Linked DNA regions of Mus musculus: region 2 is linked to region 1. The links are chromatin loops, found by intact Hi-C in ENCODE. Cell type or tissue: gastrocnemius. All regions are shown on one strand.

Evidence for each region. Peaks named below come from ENCODE experiments on the same cell type or tissue, not always from the same donor. Only the 100,000 strongest peaks of a DNase experiment are listed, where the experiment ranks them.
Region 2: it touches region 1 in a loop (2.6-fold over the local background); 8 of 42 quality-filtered maps call a loop at or near these places.

Annotation. Positions count from the first base shown.
Region 1 is chr17:84,952,476-84,960,475 of GRCm38, reverse strand. Ppm1b (protein phosphatase 1B, magnesium dependent, beta isoform) reads right to left here and starts at 2,475. Exons shown (of 6, transcript NM_001159496.1): 1 at 2,082-2,475. 1110020A21Rik (RIKEN cDNA 1110020A21 gene) reads left to right here and starts at 3,053. Exons shown (of 4, transcript NR_027929.1): 1 at 3,053-3,276. In gastrocnemius, a CTCF peak has its summit at 3,432; DNase peaks (open chromatin) are centred at 117, 2,654 and 3,258; H3K4me3 peaks cover 4,327 bases; H3K27ac peaks cover 4,289 bases.
Region 2 is chr17:84,786,728-84,794,727 of GRCm38, reverse strand. It overlaps Lrpprc (leucine-rich PPR-motif containing), which reads left to right and starts at 3,942. Exons shown (of 38, transcript NM_028233.2): 1 at 3,942-4,363. The coding sequence starts at 4,215. In gastrocnemius, no CTCF peak of the experiment used is centred here; DNase peaks (open chromatin) are centred at 3,857 and 4,114; H3K4me3 peaks cover 2,597 bases; H3K27ac peaks cover 2,000 bases.

The DNA of each region.
Region 1 (8,000 bases):
GCTTCAGAAGAGAGCGTTCAGGAGCTGACGAGCAATTAGAGCACTTGCTGCTCTTTTGGAAGACCTGGGTTCAGCTCCCCAAGCCAAAATGGCAGCTCACAGCTGGCTGGAACTGGTTCCAGGAGAGCTCCTGCCCTCGCTCCCTCTTGGCCTCCACTACTAGCACCAGGCACTCACGTGGTGGTGCAAGTGGGTCATTTACACATTGTAAGCAAACACTCATGAAACAAATATAAAAAAATAACTTTTTAAAATATGAAAAGAGAGGGGAGACAAGAATGGTGATACACTATAATCCTAAGAATCTGAGGCAGGAGGATCACTTTGGGACCAGCCTAAGTAAGTAAGACCAAGGTCAGCCTGAGTCCCATTTTGCGATCCTGTCTCAAAGAAAAAAACAAAAAACCTCTAACAATTGGGGGTGGGGGTGGGGGGACGGTATTTCGGATGTGTGTGGAGAGGATTGCCCCACTAAATAATAAACAGTAACAAAAATTAAGTTCTTACGACAGCACACACTCTGTCCATTTGTAAGGACCACAAAAGCATTTTTTTAAAGAAAAAAAAAATCACTAGCTGGGTGTGGTAGTACAGACCTTCAAGGCACTTGGAGACCAGAGAATCTCTGTGAGTTCAAGGCCAGTGTGGTCTACACATCGAGTTCCACACCAGCCGGGGTTATATAATCAGCTCCCTATGCCCTGGTCTCAAAATAAATAAAAGATTATCCTTTAAATATTATTGCAAGTGAAGTCTACACTGGGAAAATTCTATAATAGTCAGAATAACCTCCATACTCAGAGATGATGTATTTCAAAGGCAACCTACAAAAGGAACACTGTAATTGCACAACAGAGAAAGTAAATGAAGTAGTATCTATGAACATGTAGGGGCCATCGCGCAGAACACACTGTGACTTATACCCTCTTCACTGGACAACCTACCACTTCTCCATCCAGGCAGTAGGCTCAACATAAAGAGTTCCTGTGCTAATCCCACAGTAAGCTTCAGTTAACTCTCACATCACAGGAGCTATAAACGTTTGTTAACAGAAAAAGAATGTTTTTCCCAAAATAGCCGCATAACATGAAGACAACCCAAATTCCCTAATAATCCCTTTATAAGACTCCTGCCAGTTTTATTTTGATACATTAAACATGTGGGGCCTATTTTAAAAGTTCTGTGTGACTTACCAAAACAACTTCTTAGTTGTTTTTAAGTTTCCAAGTTGTTTTTAGAAGCGCTTGAATACTGATGAATTTGGGCAGCTATCAAATCCTTAAGAGGCAATTTTTTGCCAAATAAGATGGGCAAACGTCCTAGAGGTGCTAAAACTGGTATTAGAGGTCATGCAACTTTTTTAAAAAATGAAGAAATGGCTCTAACATTCACCAAGCCCTTCATTTATATAAGTTTATTTCAGGGTTCTTTTCAGCTATGCTTAATGATACTTTCTTTCCTTAAAGGCTTTTAAAGATAAAAAGTAATGACCGATCACATAATACTGTCCAGTCTATTCTTAATGGAATTCATGTAAACTTGAGATGGAGTTCATAGTAATTTCATTTAAGAAGCCCATTGTTAAGCACGACACCCGAAATTTTCGGACCGTGGTTGGTGGGCAACACACAGACACGAACCCCCGAGTCTGGCTAAGAGGAGCAAGACAAACGGTTTAAAGCACAGGAGGGGGAAGGAGGCCCGGAGAGGCACAGACAGAAAAACCAGAAAGATTTCACAAGAAAGGAGAGCGGAGCGCAGGGGAGGGCAGAAAGCGACCGGGAGAGAGAGCCACACCGAAAGGTGTTTTCCGGAGCGGCGGGCAGGACTGGGTGAGCCGCGGCCTTGGGGTGGCCCGCGCGCCCATGGGCGCTGCCTGCACGCCGCGGCGCGAGGGGAAGCAGCGGACTTCCACGCGCCCCGGCAAACTACTCCCTCGCCGCGCCGCGCCCCGCGAAGCCTCGCGCGCAAGCGGAGGCGGCGGCGGCAGCCCAGGCCCTGGGCCTAGCCCGGTGCTCCGAGAGCAGGCTGGACGGACGGACGGCCGTTCCCCCACTCGGCTGGGCGCAAAGCGGCCTTACCTGGGGCGAAGGTAGAAAGGGAGGTCTCGCGGGCTCGCCCGCCGCACAGCCGCCCGCGGCCCCCGGCTTTCTCCCGAGACGCGACACCGCCTCCGCCGCCGCTTCGCCCTCGGGGGCTCGGCCACCGCCGCCGCCCGAGCTGTTTACACCGTCCGGCCCCTCACACCGCCGCCGCCGCCTTCTCTCCAACCCAGAGCCGCTGCCGACTCGGCCGCCGCCACCTCCTCCGCCGCAGCCTGATCTCTCTGGAGCATCTTCCAGCCACCGGACACGGAGAAACAGAGACTCCAGCCGCGCCGGCAGGAAACTCCCCCGCAACTGCCAGGGGGGACCAGGCGGTCAGAGCACCAGCGGCTTTTCCGCCATTGAGCAGCGGCCGCTCCGCTCCTTCTGCAACCCCCCTCCCCTCCCCGCACCGCCGTCTTTCCCCGCCCCTCCTCGGGCTCCGCCCCCCAAGGGCACCCATTGGGACGCCGCGTGTGTCACCGCTGCCCTCGGTTTGCTGAGAAGCCTGTCAATCTACGTTCTCCCGCCCAACCTGGCCCCTAGTATCTTCTGTGCTTCTCTTTCCCCGCCCACACGGCCCCGCCTCTGAGTCTTTAATTTCTCATTGGGCGTCAGTGCCCACCTTAATTGGCAAGGTCAACTATCCATCACACACCGCCCACCAGTGAGGCCCAACCCTTCATTACCATTTACTTTATTCAGCCCCACCTCCGCCTTGCCCTAACTCCTGACGTCACCGACCTGCCCACCCTAGTAGCCATAGGTAGAGTCCTCCGTCAGTCAAATTACGCCCCAACTCGAAGACCGATATCCTTTTCTGATTGGTTCAAATGGCGGCCTGATCCTCCGACTATTGGCTTCCTCTACTTGTCCGTCAAGAAACCAATTTCCAAGTCCGTCACTTCGGCTTTTTTTAAATGAACGCGCAAAAGTATCCTAAAAGGGATTGGCTAGTATTCGTAGATGGCCAAGCCCCGAGTCTGCGGACCCTGCAGTTCTGACCTCTACACTTCGCGGAGAACGAACACCATAAAGAAACCAACGGGCAGTCCAGTTATAGGTGGAAATTGGTCCCACCCGGAGTGGAGAGAGCCGGCTTCTGATTGGCCAGAGAAGTGCCCCTAGACCCTCATTGGAAGAAGTGGCCGCCTCTCTTTGGCATAGAGCTGTGAAGGAAGAGCTCAGAAAGGTTCGAGAAAGGGCCTGGAGAGAGGCGTTGTTTTGCTTCAACTACGGGTGGGGCGCACGCGAGAGTGCAAAACTGGGCGCGTAGGGCTCTGGGGAGGTGATGCAGGGAGGGAAAGAGCCCGGATGTTCCCTAACAATGAAATCATCTCTGACCAATCAGAGCCTCATTGTTGGGATACCTGCATGACCTGTCTCCAGCAGGGGAGAGTGGGCGGGAAGTTGAGAAGGCTGAAAAGCCACTTGAGAAAATGGGACAGGAGATCCCTTCGGGATGATTTTGCAATGGTTCAGATTGTTCGTTCTTCTTATTTACCTCGACCTCCTGCCTTCCAGCCCTTGGCAGTTCCGTGTTTTGTTTCTGAGTCTGATTTTTAAAACTCCTGTCTAGGCTCTTGACATTCACTAGGTCATTCCTCTCTTAAAGAGCACCTGCATTTTGCTAAGCGTGGTAGGTAGAACTGGAGATACAAAAGTAAGGCAGGCAGTCCCAGACTGGGAATGGTAGGTAATCATTGAACGTCTGCAAAGGGTAATGATGACATAAAGGAGTCTCCCTCTGGGTATGATTACTCGGAAGGCTTCACAAAGGCCGGGAGAAAACGGTCATCTAGTAACCACATTGAGCTAGAAAGTGAACCAGGTTAATTCTTCCAGATCAAAGTGTAATGGGGCACTTAAGCGCTCACCTGAAGAGTTTTTAAACTCGCTCAAGTCTTTGAAAGACGTTTTCGATCTTATTCATACTTAGGTATAAGTTAGTTGGGACAACTTAGGTTTAGACCGACCTAAGGGAGTGCAAATTCAGCTTTGAAAAGAAGGACATATTTCTGAAGCAATTTCCAAAGTGAAACTGGCGGAAATAAACATTTGGTTGCAATTCAGATTTCTCTGGAACTTCAAGTTTAAGAACTCTGTCTTAAGGTTTCTATTGGGACCATGAAACACCATGGCAACCAAAAAGCAACTTGAGTAGAAAAGGGTTTATTGGACTTACACTGTAGCCCATCACTGAAGGAAGCCGAACAAGAACTCAAACCTGCAGATAAGAGTTGATGGAGAGGTTACTAGCTTGTTCACATGGCCCGCTCAGCCCACTTATAGAATCCAGGACCACCAGCTCAGGATGGCATCGCACACAATGGGCTGCCCCCACCCACCCCCACCACCCCCATCAATCACTACTTAAGAAAATGTTCTACAGGCTAGCCCACAGCCAGCTCTTAGGAATGAAAGTTTGTCTCCTCTCAGATGTCTCTAGCTTGTGTCAAGTTGTCATTAGAATGTAGCCAGCACACATGGTGTTTTTTCAGGATAGTGGGCAAACAGGTTCCTAAAATTAGAATCACCTGAGGTTCCAAGCTACATTCATGCCTACAAAATCCAGAGCTCACTCTGGGGAGAAAGCTCACTACAATACAATTTTATTTCATTTATTGTGATTCTGGAGATTGAACTTCGAAAGATAATTTTTAAAAGTAGTCTTTGGGTGCTAGATTTTTTTGTTTTGTTTTGGTTTTGGTTGTTTGGTCAGTTGACTGTTTGTTTGGTTGGTTGATTTGGTTTGGTTTGGCACACCAATTCTTAGACCCAGTGACTGAGAATTGGAGACAGCCATAAAAATTTCTTTCTCTGATTTTGCATACTGTAGGTGAGCTTCAATAAAGAAAAGAAAGTAAGCCCACTTTAGCTCTGACTACCCCTTCAAGGGGCTTCATTATGGAATCAAGAAGGGTTTAATTACATTTAGTGTTTGTGTGTGTGTGTGTGTGTGTGTGTGTGTGTGTGTGTGTGTTTGCAGTGGAGGTCTGAGGGCAATTAGTTCTTGCCATCCTGTAGGGTCCCAGAGTACAACTGAGGCTATTAGACTTGATTATAATCTCCTATCCCTGCAGAGCCATCTTCGACAGCCTGGGAATTATTTAAATGACTTACACAATATATTTTTTAAATCACACCTTTGCTTGGGACACCTTATATTAGAAGATTGAAGTACGGGACCTCACCTTCCAAAATAAGGATCAACATGCTAAAGATCAACAAATAAGGGCTCTTGGATTCCCTTGCCTCGAGAACCCAGGCAACCACAGACAGACATCAGAGCCCTGTCTCGCACTGCTTGATTTCCTCTTGATCTCCTTTGGCAGACACTCAAATGCAATATGAGATTCAGTGATGTAACTAGGCTGCGGATTGTATACAACTCACTCTTTAATCACTAAAAGTAAGAAAACATAACTGAGGTTTTGTTGTTTGTTTGTTTGTTTTATGTCTAAGACTACAATGAGATCACAGACGAAAAAACCATTAGGTTAACTTTCTGAATTACTGAAGCTTAGCAACAAACCCTTAAAGAAGCCCCCAAAGGATTCACAAGGTTAAACGGCGGTATGTGTCGTGGTAGATAGGGGATATGTCACACACAATCAGCACCGTCACAATGGTTCTGCAACAGCTTGGTACTCTGGTGACTACACCCTGAGCCTTGGTTTGCCCGACCATAATGCCTTTCTTTAGAGCCACATAAAGAGCAGTAGAGCCGGGCGGTGGTGGCGCACACCTTTAATCCCAGCACTCGGGAGGCAGAGGCAGGGGGATCTCTGAGTTCAAGCCCAGCCTGGTCTACAGAATGAGTTCCAGGACAGCCTGGGCTACACAGCGAAACCCTGTCTCAAAAAAAAAAAAAAAAAATTGAGACAATGCTAAGTATAAGGTAGAAAATTGTCCTGATTAGGATGCTCGTTTTCTTTATGCTGAGCTGGGGTCACTTTTGTTTGTCTTGAGACAGGGTTTATTGTTTTTGTTGTTGTTATTGTTTTTATGTAGCCCTGGCTGTCCTGGAACTCACTATGTAGACCTCACTGACCTCAAATTCACCAAGATCGCCGGGCGGTGGTGGCACACGCCTTTAATCCCAGCACTTGGGGGGCAGAGACAGGCGGATTTCTGAGTTCGAGGCCAGCCTGGTCTACAAAGTGAGTTCCAGGACAGCCAAGACTATACAGAGAAACCCTGTCTCGAAAAACCAAAAAAAAAGAAAAAATTCACCAAGATCCATGTTGAGTTTTTAAACCCCCAGAAGAAACAGCTGAGGTTCGCCTATTCAACATATCAAAGAGGACCTGGCCTCCAGGTTCTCCCAGCATCCCTCAGTCCTTGCCTGTTACAGGTGTGACTGGCATACCCTGCCCTCTACCCGGAACTCATCAGCCCAGGCACTGGGCTGCCCTTCCCCTAGGAGCTTTTCCCTGTATAATCCTGACATTTGGTACCTGCCCCTTTTGTGCCTCTCACCCCTTTGGCCTCCTGGCTGCTCTTGGCTCCCCTCTCACCATCTCTCCTTACTAGGGTCACGGTCACGACCACTGTTGACTCTCCTAGACGTGTCTGCCTCTGGCTATGCTCTCCCAGGTACTATAATAAACTTTCTCCCCCACCACACCCAGCAGCAGTCATGGCCTTTCCTTTCCGCCTTTCCTTTTTCTTTCTTTCTTTCCCCATTCAATCTACCTCCTGGGTGCTGGCATGAGAAGCACACACACACCACCGCTCCAGCTCTGGTTTTTTGGTTTTTTTTTTTTTTTTCACAATAAGACATCAGGGCTAGGAAGATGGTTTTGGTCATAAAGAGCTTGCCTTGAAAGCACTACAGTCTGGTTTCCATTCCCAGAACTTAAATAATAAAAAGCTGAGTTTGGTAGCATAGGACTGTATCCAAGCGTGTGTGTGTGTGTGTGTGTGTGTGTGTGTGTGAGAGAGAGAGAGAGACACAGGATCACTGACCAACCAGCCTAGCCTAACAGAGGTGCTTCAGACCATGAGAGACCTGATTCTTAAGAAACAGTACCCTAACCCCACCCCCTATTACACACATGCTCTTGCACAGGCATGAACATAAAATATCAGATAATCACATTTCCAACACATCTGGATGGTCTGTAAGTTCATCCTGAGCACAGTGCTTCCAATGCCACACAATGTTTTCAGATTTTAAATGGGGCACAGTGCATAGCAGTACCTAATCGAAGTCTACGTTGCAATGGGAATCTTCATATGTTCTTCATTAAGAACCTCTTACCTATTTGCTATGCCCATTTGTGTTCCTGTTTCATATAAATTACCAAACTTCCTTGAAGTACTTTGGTGTCGAACTCCGGGTACCCTGATTTGGGTTACATAGAAATACTGGGTTGAACATAATCCTCACAGATGATAAGCCAGCACTCTACCACCAGTGACTGGATATATTCTACTACTGTCTCTCTCTATATGAAATTTGGTAGAGTCGTTACTTAGTATGCACAAAGTCTTGAGTTCAGTCCCTAGCAACACATAAGCCATGCGGTGGTGCACACCTGACTTCTCAGCACCTGGGAAATAGAAGCAAGAAGATCAGTAGTTGAAGGCCAGCCTTGACTGCACAACAAGAATCCACAGAAGCCAGGCAGTAGTGATGCACCTTTACTCAAAGCACTTACTTGGGACGAAGAGACGGGTAGATCTCTGTGAGTTCAAGGCCAGCCTGATATACAGAGTAAGTTCCAAGATGGCCAGAGCTACATATAGACACACAGAGAAACCCTGTCTTGAAGGAAAACAAAACAAAACAAAACAAAAATCCACTGAGTTGAGTACTATGACAGGCACTTCTGACCTTCAGACAGGGTCGTATTGTATAGCTCAGGTTGGAACTTGTTACATACCCAAGGCTGGCCTCAAACTCATAGC
Region 2 (8,000 bases), 170 kb after region 1:
GATCTAACCAAGACTATGCGACATTCTGCAGGAAGAGGATGTGGGGTCTGGGATCTCCCAAGTTGAGAAGAAGAAGCCTTGCTGACCAAGGGAGTCCACCATGTTGCACTGAGCTCGGGGCTTTCCAGTAATGTCAGACTTCAACCTTTTTTAGCATCAGAGCTCAATAACAGCAAGACCTGAGATTCAGCGGTGACGTTGAGAACTCGGGCTGGATTGTGTGCATCTTACATTCTGAGATGGCCACGATCCTTCAGGTTCAAGGGTGGAACACTTGTTTACATACGGAATATCCCTTACTCGTTCAGGTGTTGAACACCTTGCCCCAGCTGGTGCTGTTATTTTGGGAGATGGTAGAAACTTCAGGAGACAGGGCTTAGAGCAGTGGCTCTCAGCCTGGGGGTTGAGACCTCTTCAGGATTGCGTGACCCTTTCACAGGAGTCGCATAGCAGATATCCCACACATCAAATTCTTACATTAAGATTCATAACAGTAGAAAAGTTACAGAATGAAGTAGCAACTAAATAATTGTATGATTGGGGGTTGCCACACCAAGAGGAACTGTGTTAAAGCATCGTAGTATTAGGAAAGCTGAGAACCACTGGCTTACAGGGAGAAAGTAGGTCATTAAGTCATTGCCTTTGAAAGTTATACCTGGTCACCAATCTCCTTCTCTTGTCTCCACTTCCTGTCCCACATGAAGCAAAGAACCCCCTTGTAATGGCTTGTCCCAGGGAGTGGCACTATTAGGAAGTGTGGCTGTTGTGCCCTGAGTTCACGGGAAACCCAGACGAGCCCAAGAATTGCAAAGTCCACTGCATCTTGAAAAAGAGTCTTTCATTTTCAAGTTCAAACTCAGTTTGCCCACCTAGCACTCACTTCATGTATGTTGGCAAGCAACCCTGAGTCTAGAAAACATTGGGCTTATATACAGTATAGTTAGGAACAGTGTGGCCGGGCGTGCACCACCACACCCAGCTTCAAGGACTAATTTTATGGCCAGTCGTAACTGTCTGTGACCTGACCTCTGTTTACCTTTTTTCCCATGGTCTCCCTTGAGCTTGTTATTTCTCTAAGGTCTCAAGGACAGGCACCTGGAGTTTGGCTGCTTATCAGAGGAGTGTTGCGCGCCATTCTAACACTAGGGGAGTGGGAGGGAGGATGGGAGCCTCTGGCGGGGAACGCAGAGGCAAACTGTTTGTACAACACTGAAGTCTCTCTAGTATCAGTAATTCGGGGGTTACAACATGGCCTTGTTGGAGTAGGTGTGGGCTTAAGACCCTCATCCTAGCTGCCTGGAAATCAGTTTTCCACTAGCAGCCTTCAGTCTTCAGATGAAGATGTAGAACTCTCAGCTTTGCCTGCAGTATGCCGCCTGAATCCTGCCATGCTCCCACCTTGATGATAATGGACTGAACCTCTGAACCTGTAAGCCAGCCCCAAATATATGTTTTCCTTTATAAGACTTGCCTTGGTCATGGTGTCTCTTCACCATGCAGTAAAACCCTCACTAAGACTCTTCACATTCCCGCCTGCCACTATGATGTTCTGCTCAAATGAGGCAGGCAAAGGAAACATCGACCAAGACCTCTGAAAATGTGAACAAAAATAGACCTCTCCTCCTTGGAAGCTGTTCACTGGGCCACTGTGTCACAGTTACAAGTAGCTAACACAGGCTGGTGTGGCGATGGGGTGTCGGCTGGCAGGTTACTTTGCTGGTTGTTGTGGTAGAATACCTGAAAGGAACAGTGAAAGGGAGGAAGGAGCTGTTTCAGCTCATGCTTTGAGAAGGAATAGAATCATGGAGGGAGGCCTGGCTGCATCACATTGCATCTCTAGCTGGAAGAGAGAGATGAGCTACTGGGGCTGCACTTGCTTTGTCTTTTTATCCACTCTGGGACTCCAGCCCATGGAACGCGCGCGCGCACACACACACACACACACACACACACACACACACACACCACACTCATAACACACACACACACCCTACACTCATAACACACACACCCCACATACATACCCCACACATAAACCCCACACTCACACACACATACCACACACAAACCTCACACTCACATACACACACCACACTCATAACACACACACACACATGCACTCAAACACACACACACACCACACTCATAACACACACACCCCACATACATACCCCACACATAAACCCCACACTCACACACACATACCACACACAAACCTCACACTCACATACACACACCACACTCATAACACACACACACCCACACACACACACATTCACAGACATACTCAGGGTGGGTTTCTCACCTAAAACCCTAACACCAAGGAGGCTTCCCAAAAGCCCGTCCCCAAGGCGACTGATTCTGAGTTCCATCATGCTGACAATTAAGAGCACACTTCACAACCGAGGAGTAGAGTTTTAGGAGTAAACCCTTAGAAAGTCCATCATCATAATTACTTCCACCAACCTCGTTTCACATTTGCATCCAGAGCCCTAGCCTTCCTTGGGTGTGGCAAATGCCTGGACTCTCTGCATTCTGCTGGTAGGTTCGTTTCCCAGCAACCACCACAGCAGCTTGTATCTGTCTCTAACTGCACTCCCAGGACATCTGAAGCCCTCTCCTGACCTTCAAGGGCACCAGGCACACTTGTGGTTACACACATACATGCAGGCAAAACACTCATACACATAATAAAATAAATATATTTTTTTAAAAAAGCAAATGATTTTGCGTCACACCTACACTCAGTGGGACCCAGTGGTGTCATTCACATTCAGGGTGGGTCTTGCCACTTCAACTAATCCAATGTAAAAACTCCCTCACTGGCTTAAAGTCTGGTTTCCAAGGTGATAGTAAATCCTATCAAGATTAATCACCACAGACCGTAACCTACCTTAATCTTTTATTTATATCACAATTCTTATGTTTCTTTAGATGTACGGAATTTTGTCTAAATTGAGATCCCCCCCCCCATGTTGTATTCCCAGCATTCCAAATAGTGCCTGACACAAAATATGTGCTCAATAAATAGTACTAATGCTGAATGAGAGAATGAATTATATTCTATCATAGTGCTCTATAGTAACTCAGAGTAACTTCATCTTGCAGGGCGGTATTAGCTTCTCCAAAAGAAAGCTAAGCCAAGTTAACTCTGAACGTATATCCATTCAATAAATGCTCAAAGCACGAAGTGTCTTCAACTGATCACGAGCTTCCGCCATAAAAGAGGCTGCATTCTCATTCTGGGCACTCTGAAGTTTGTTGGCTAGCAGAAGAAACAGCCACATGGGAAAACTTGCAGAGGGAGAATTTGACTGTTCACTTGGTAGCAGTCAAGGAATAACTAAGTAGAGTGGAAACCTGTTCCCGGGTTCACACGAGTGCACAGGGAACCCTTTCAGTATGCGAGCTCTGTGAGGGCAAGAACTTGTTTTCCTAGCTCCAGACCTATCCTCAGACAATTGCACCACTCACTACCTTAGTTGCTTAGTGCATTAACTGGAAGGAGCGGGGCACTGAGAAAAAGAAACTTCAACCTTGACATTTAAAATTATACGACCTTTATTAGAATCCATTGATTTCATGAAGCGAGGCACTTAGGATGAGTTCTGTATATTTATCTACCCCATCCCCAGTCACACAAATAGCATGTAGCTAACCTGGAGGTCCACAGCCTCCCAGTTCTCTTCGTCAAGCTTTTCTCTGGCCGCCGTTTCTGAGAGCTACGGCAGGAACTACGTCACTGAGCAGCTAGGGCAGCGGCTCGGTAGCAACCGAGGCGCAAGGCTGGAACGTCGTAGGCACCCCGGGATCTGCACGGTCGGCCCTTCCCAGCAACCCTCGGTGTCGCTCCTAGTTGGCCCCCCACAAGCCCTTGCGCGCGCATGGGCGGAGCCGACCTCTAGTGGGCTCTACCAACTTCAAAGTGGAGGGGTGTTGTCGCCAGGCTCGCTGAGAGCCGGGGCGCTGGACAAGGGAACAGGGACACTGTGAACGGAAGACAAAAAACAATGTATAGTAAAACAGAAGGCGGATCCAGGGTATCCCGCGAACTCGGCTTGCCTCTCCCGTGAGCCTTGGCGGGGATCTGCCTCCTCCTCCGCTGGACGCCCTCGGTCCTTAGTTTGTCCCACTAGGGGCGACCGGGTCGTCACGTGCTCCTCCAGGTCCTCTGCAGGAGCGTGCATCCTATCCTGCCTTGGGTACGCTGAGCCATGGCAGCCCTGCTGAGACCCGCGCGTTGGCTGCTCGGGGCCGCGGCGGCCCCGCGCCTCCCGCTGTCCCTGCGCCTCCCTGCGGGCGTCCCGGGCCGGCTGTCCTCCGTCGTCCGGGTCGCGGCTGTTGGTAGCCGGCCGGCTGCAGGGTGAGTACCGGACCCTTCCTCCTGACTGGCTGCGGTGGACGGGCTGGTGTCCTGCTCGTTTGCTCCAATTCCGTGGTCCCGGCTTCTCAGGCATGAGGCCACCCCCTCCCCCATGCTTTGCCAGTGGTTTGGGGTGACAAGGTTGAGAGTCTTGAGAAGGTCATGGTCGAGGGCATGGCTGGCTTCCGGCTTGCTGCTTGAGGTCTCTGCCTGCTCTAGCTTTGGAAAGGCCCGTGAAGCTCAATGGCTTTGGGGGAGTGGATGGGGCTGAGGTGGGGACAGGCGTTGTGCCTTTCCTTAGGAGTACCCTTCCTGGGTGCTCTCGCACGCTGGTGACCAGTAACCTGCTAGTCTGTAGTCTTACGAGGCTTTGGTTTTTCATTTTCTTTTTCTTGGGATTGGGGTTTGAAGTTCTAGTGATCTAGGGATAGTTTAGAACTTGACATTTGATCATGGCCAGTTCGGGTTTTTGCTTGCGTTGTGCTGAGTGGAATTTTCCTTCAGTATTTACACAGATGTCATGGGTTGGAGATTGTCACACTAGAATGGATTAAAGGACGCGTGCAAGGTGCTCTGTTGGGATCTATGTACCTACTGCAAAAACAAGTTAAGTTCCTAGTTAGTGTCATGTATTTTTGTGAGTATATGCCTTTCTGGATTGAGGTTATAGGGAAACAAGTATGTTCACTTAAAGAACATAGATATTCTTGACAACTGATAAAGGAAGGTTGGGTGCTTAGGTTTTAGTACCGGAAAGAAATTGACAGTTGTACACCCCACACTAGAACTTTGGGGTCTAGCAAACAGACTTAGGAAGTATGATCTGGAGTGGGGAGCCATGGACTGAGGGTGCTTTGGCTTATTTGCATTAGGCTATTGGACAAATCACTCAGCAGCCCAGGCCTTAAGTTTCTTTAGGTACACAGGTGGACACCGTATAAGGTTAGGACTATTTCATGAGATACAGGGCTTGATGTATATTATAATAACACTGTAATAGAAGTAACTGTCTTCACGGGCCAGCCCGGCACGGCGTATAACTAGATAGATGAAGGAAATGCTTCATGATGTCTGAACAACTTGGTTGTCTTTGGAGAGATGCTTATTTGTAAGTTAGGGTCTTGCCTCTATTTTTGTGGTAGGCTTGAACAGTGAAATCATGCCCTAACTTTCATGTCTTCTGAGACAGCAGTGCTGGTTCCTTTAGCTTTCCTCTAGTGACTAGAATCTAGTCCTTCACCCGAGGCCCCTCGGGGCCAGGGCTAGTGCTGCTACAGTGCAGGCATTGATGTTTGCTGTTGGGTTTGGCAGAAACTGAACACATTTTAGTGACACATCTGTGTGTTCATCAGACCCGGGTTCCACTTCCTCGCTGCATACTCGGATGGACCTTTGACCAAGCTCCCCTGGTTCTGACTTGTCTGTAAGGGAGGGCATTGGGTGTCTTTGTAAAGCTTGTTCAGTCATTCAGCATCCGGGTGTCTCTTCAGAAGCTGTCTCTCCCACGATCCGAAAAACTGGCTGCATGGGGTCAGCCAGCATGGTGGCTCATCAAGAAAAGGTACTTTCTCTGCAAGCCTGGTGACCTTTGTTTGATTGCAGGACCCACATGGAAGGAGAGAACGGCTCCCACAACTTGTCTGTGACCTCCACAGTATCCATGCACATACAAAAGATAAATGGAAGAAAAGCTGTAAGCAGTAACATGACTATGCCGGGGTGACCCACGCACGTGTTTCCCCACACGCGTGTTTCCCCGTAGAGAGGAAACTGCTCAAGCATAGTACGTGGTCTTGTTAACGCGTGTTAGGTCATGGCAGCCAGTGAAGTAGTATTTGTTCTCTTTCTCTGGACTTTGAACACTTTCCGGCCAGTCTCCTATCCCACAGCTTCTAAGCCTGTGTGGAAAACACAACCTTTCTCAGGATTCTATTTATTCTAGAAGCGTCCCACTTGCTCTCTTTCTTGCCCATGGTTTCCTGTCTCCTTTGCTAGCTTCTCATTCCCTGTCGCACACTGTTTTCACACTGCACCTGAGGCTTCGTTCCATTTCTTACTTTTTTTTTTTTTGATACAGTATCTGTATATAGATACCTGGCTGTTTTGGGACTTAAACTCACAGAGAACGACCTGTTTCTGCCTTCCAAGTGCTGGAATAAAATGTGTGTACCATATGACCAGAATCTTAACTATTTAGAAAAAAAATATTCTTTCTGTTGTATGTGTTTGTGTGTGTGGTGCCTTCAGAAGGTGTCGAGGCCCCTGGAGTTGTACTGACGTGGGTTCTGGGTACTGAACTTGGGTCACTTGGCAGGAAGTGTTCTTAACTGCTGAGCCACCTCCCCAGCCCCATTTACATTTTTTAAATCATAGAACTCATGCTCCTTGAGGAATAATAATCTTCCTTAACTGTCACCCAGAGAGAGCTGGTGTCATACCGTTAGTGTTTCCAAAAGTCATTTATGAATGTGTGGCTGTGTGTTGGTTTTCCTTGAGTTTTGCTGGAGACATGGTAGTTATCAAGTGTGTTCGGGGCTTGAGTCTCTGACAGAGTCTGCCTCTCTTCCTCTTCTTTTCAGGATGCCCCTTTTCTGGCACCAGGAAGGCACTGTCAGTTCTGCTTCTCAGGATTGTTTTGCGCCTGCCTTCTTGCTGCTGTGCCCGTGTTGTACATTAGATGCTCACGTGCTTAGAGGCTTGGCCGCAGCGGCTCCTGCCTCCTCACTCGTGTGTCCTCCTTGTAGCTGACCCTTTCATCTCCAGCGCCTTAGGCACTGCTTGCCCCTCTAGCCTGGCAGCTGCATTGCTTTTCCTGGAGGTGGATCGTCAGTTGGATAGCTCCTTGCCCAGCGACAGGTACTTCAAACCCAACACGTCTTGAATGGAACACAGCTGTGAGTGTTGCCTTTTCTGTTACTCAGAAAGAGCCCACGCGTGTTTGTGCTTTGTTGTTGTTTTGTTTATTTTCCCACATACATCTTGTTGTCCCCTTTCATTAACAAATGATAAAATCCTGGGAGCTCTTCTTCATCTGGAATGGGTGCCTCCTCTCTGGTGCCCCCATCATCCTTTCCCCAGGGTTCCTGGAGAAGTGGCCATGTCATTTCTGTTTCCAGAGCCACGGCCCGACAGCTGCTCTCACAGGTGTTTTGGAAACTGGAGTGGTCTCACGCCTTCTGTCTTTCCATGTAAGCTGTTATCCCTGCCATAGCTAAAATGATCATGTGAACATGTGGAGACTGACGTTGGAGACCTGGCCAGGGTCTAGGACCCTGCTTGTCTTAGCAAGCCTGCGGACGACAGAGGTGCTGTTGGGCTGGTCATGAGGGCTTTACTGGACCAAGATGTCCAGCTCTCTGCTTTTGAATGTGGTGTTCATTCTCCTGTGCTGAGAATTCGCTCCCACTGCAGACCTTTTCCAGCCGCCTCTGCCATCTGTCCCTTAAGTCCTGGTACACACATAACCACCAGATGCTGTTACGTGTGACACTGTAGACCTGTTGTTAGGCCTTAAAGGACTTCTCTTACTATGTTACCTCCCTTGAGGTCTAATTGTGTTCATGGAGTAGGTGTCAAACATTCAACAAACAAGTAGATATTGAGAGGGGTAGCATGAGATGAAGATTGAAAAGAGCAC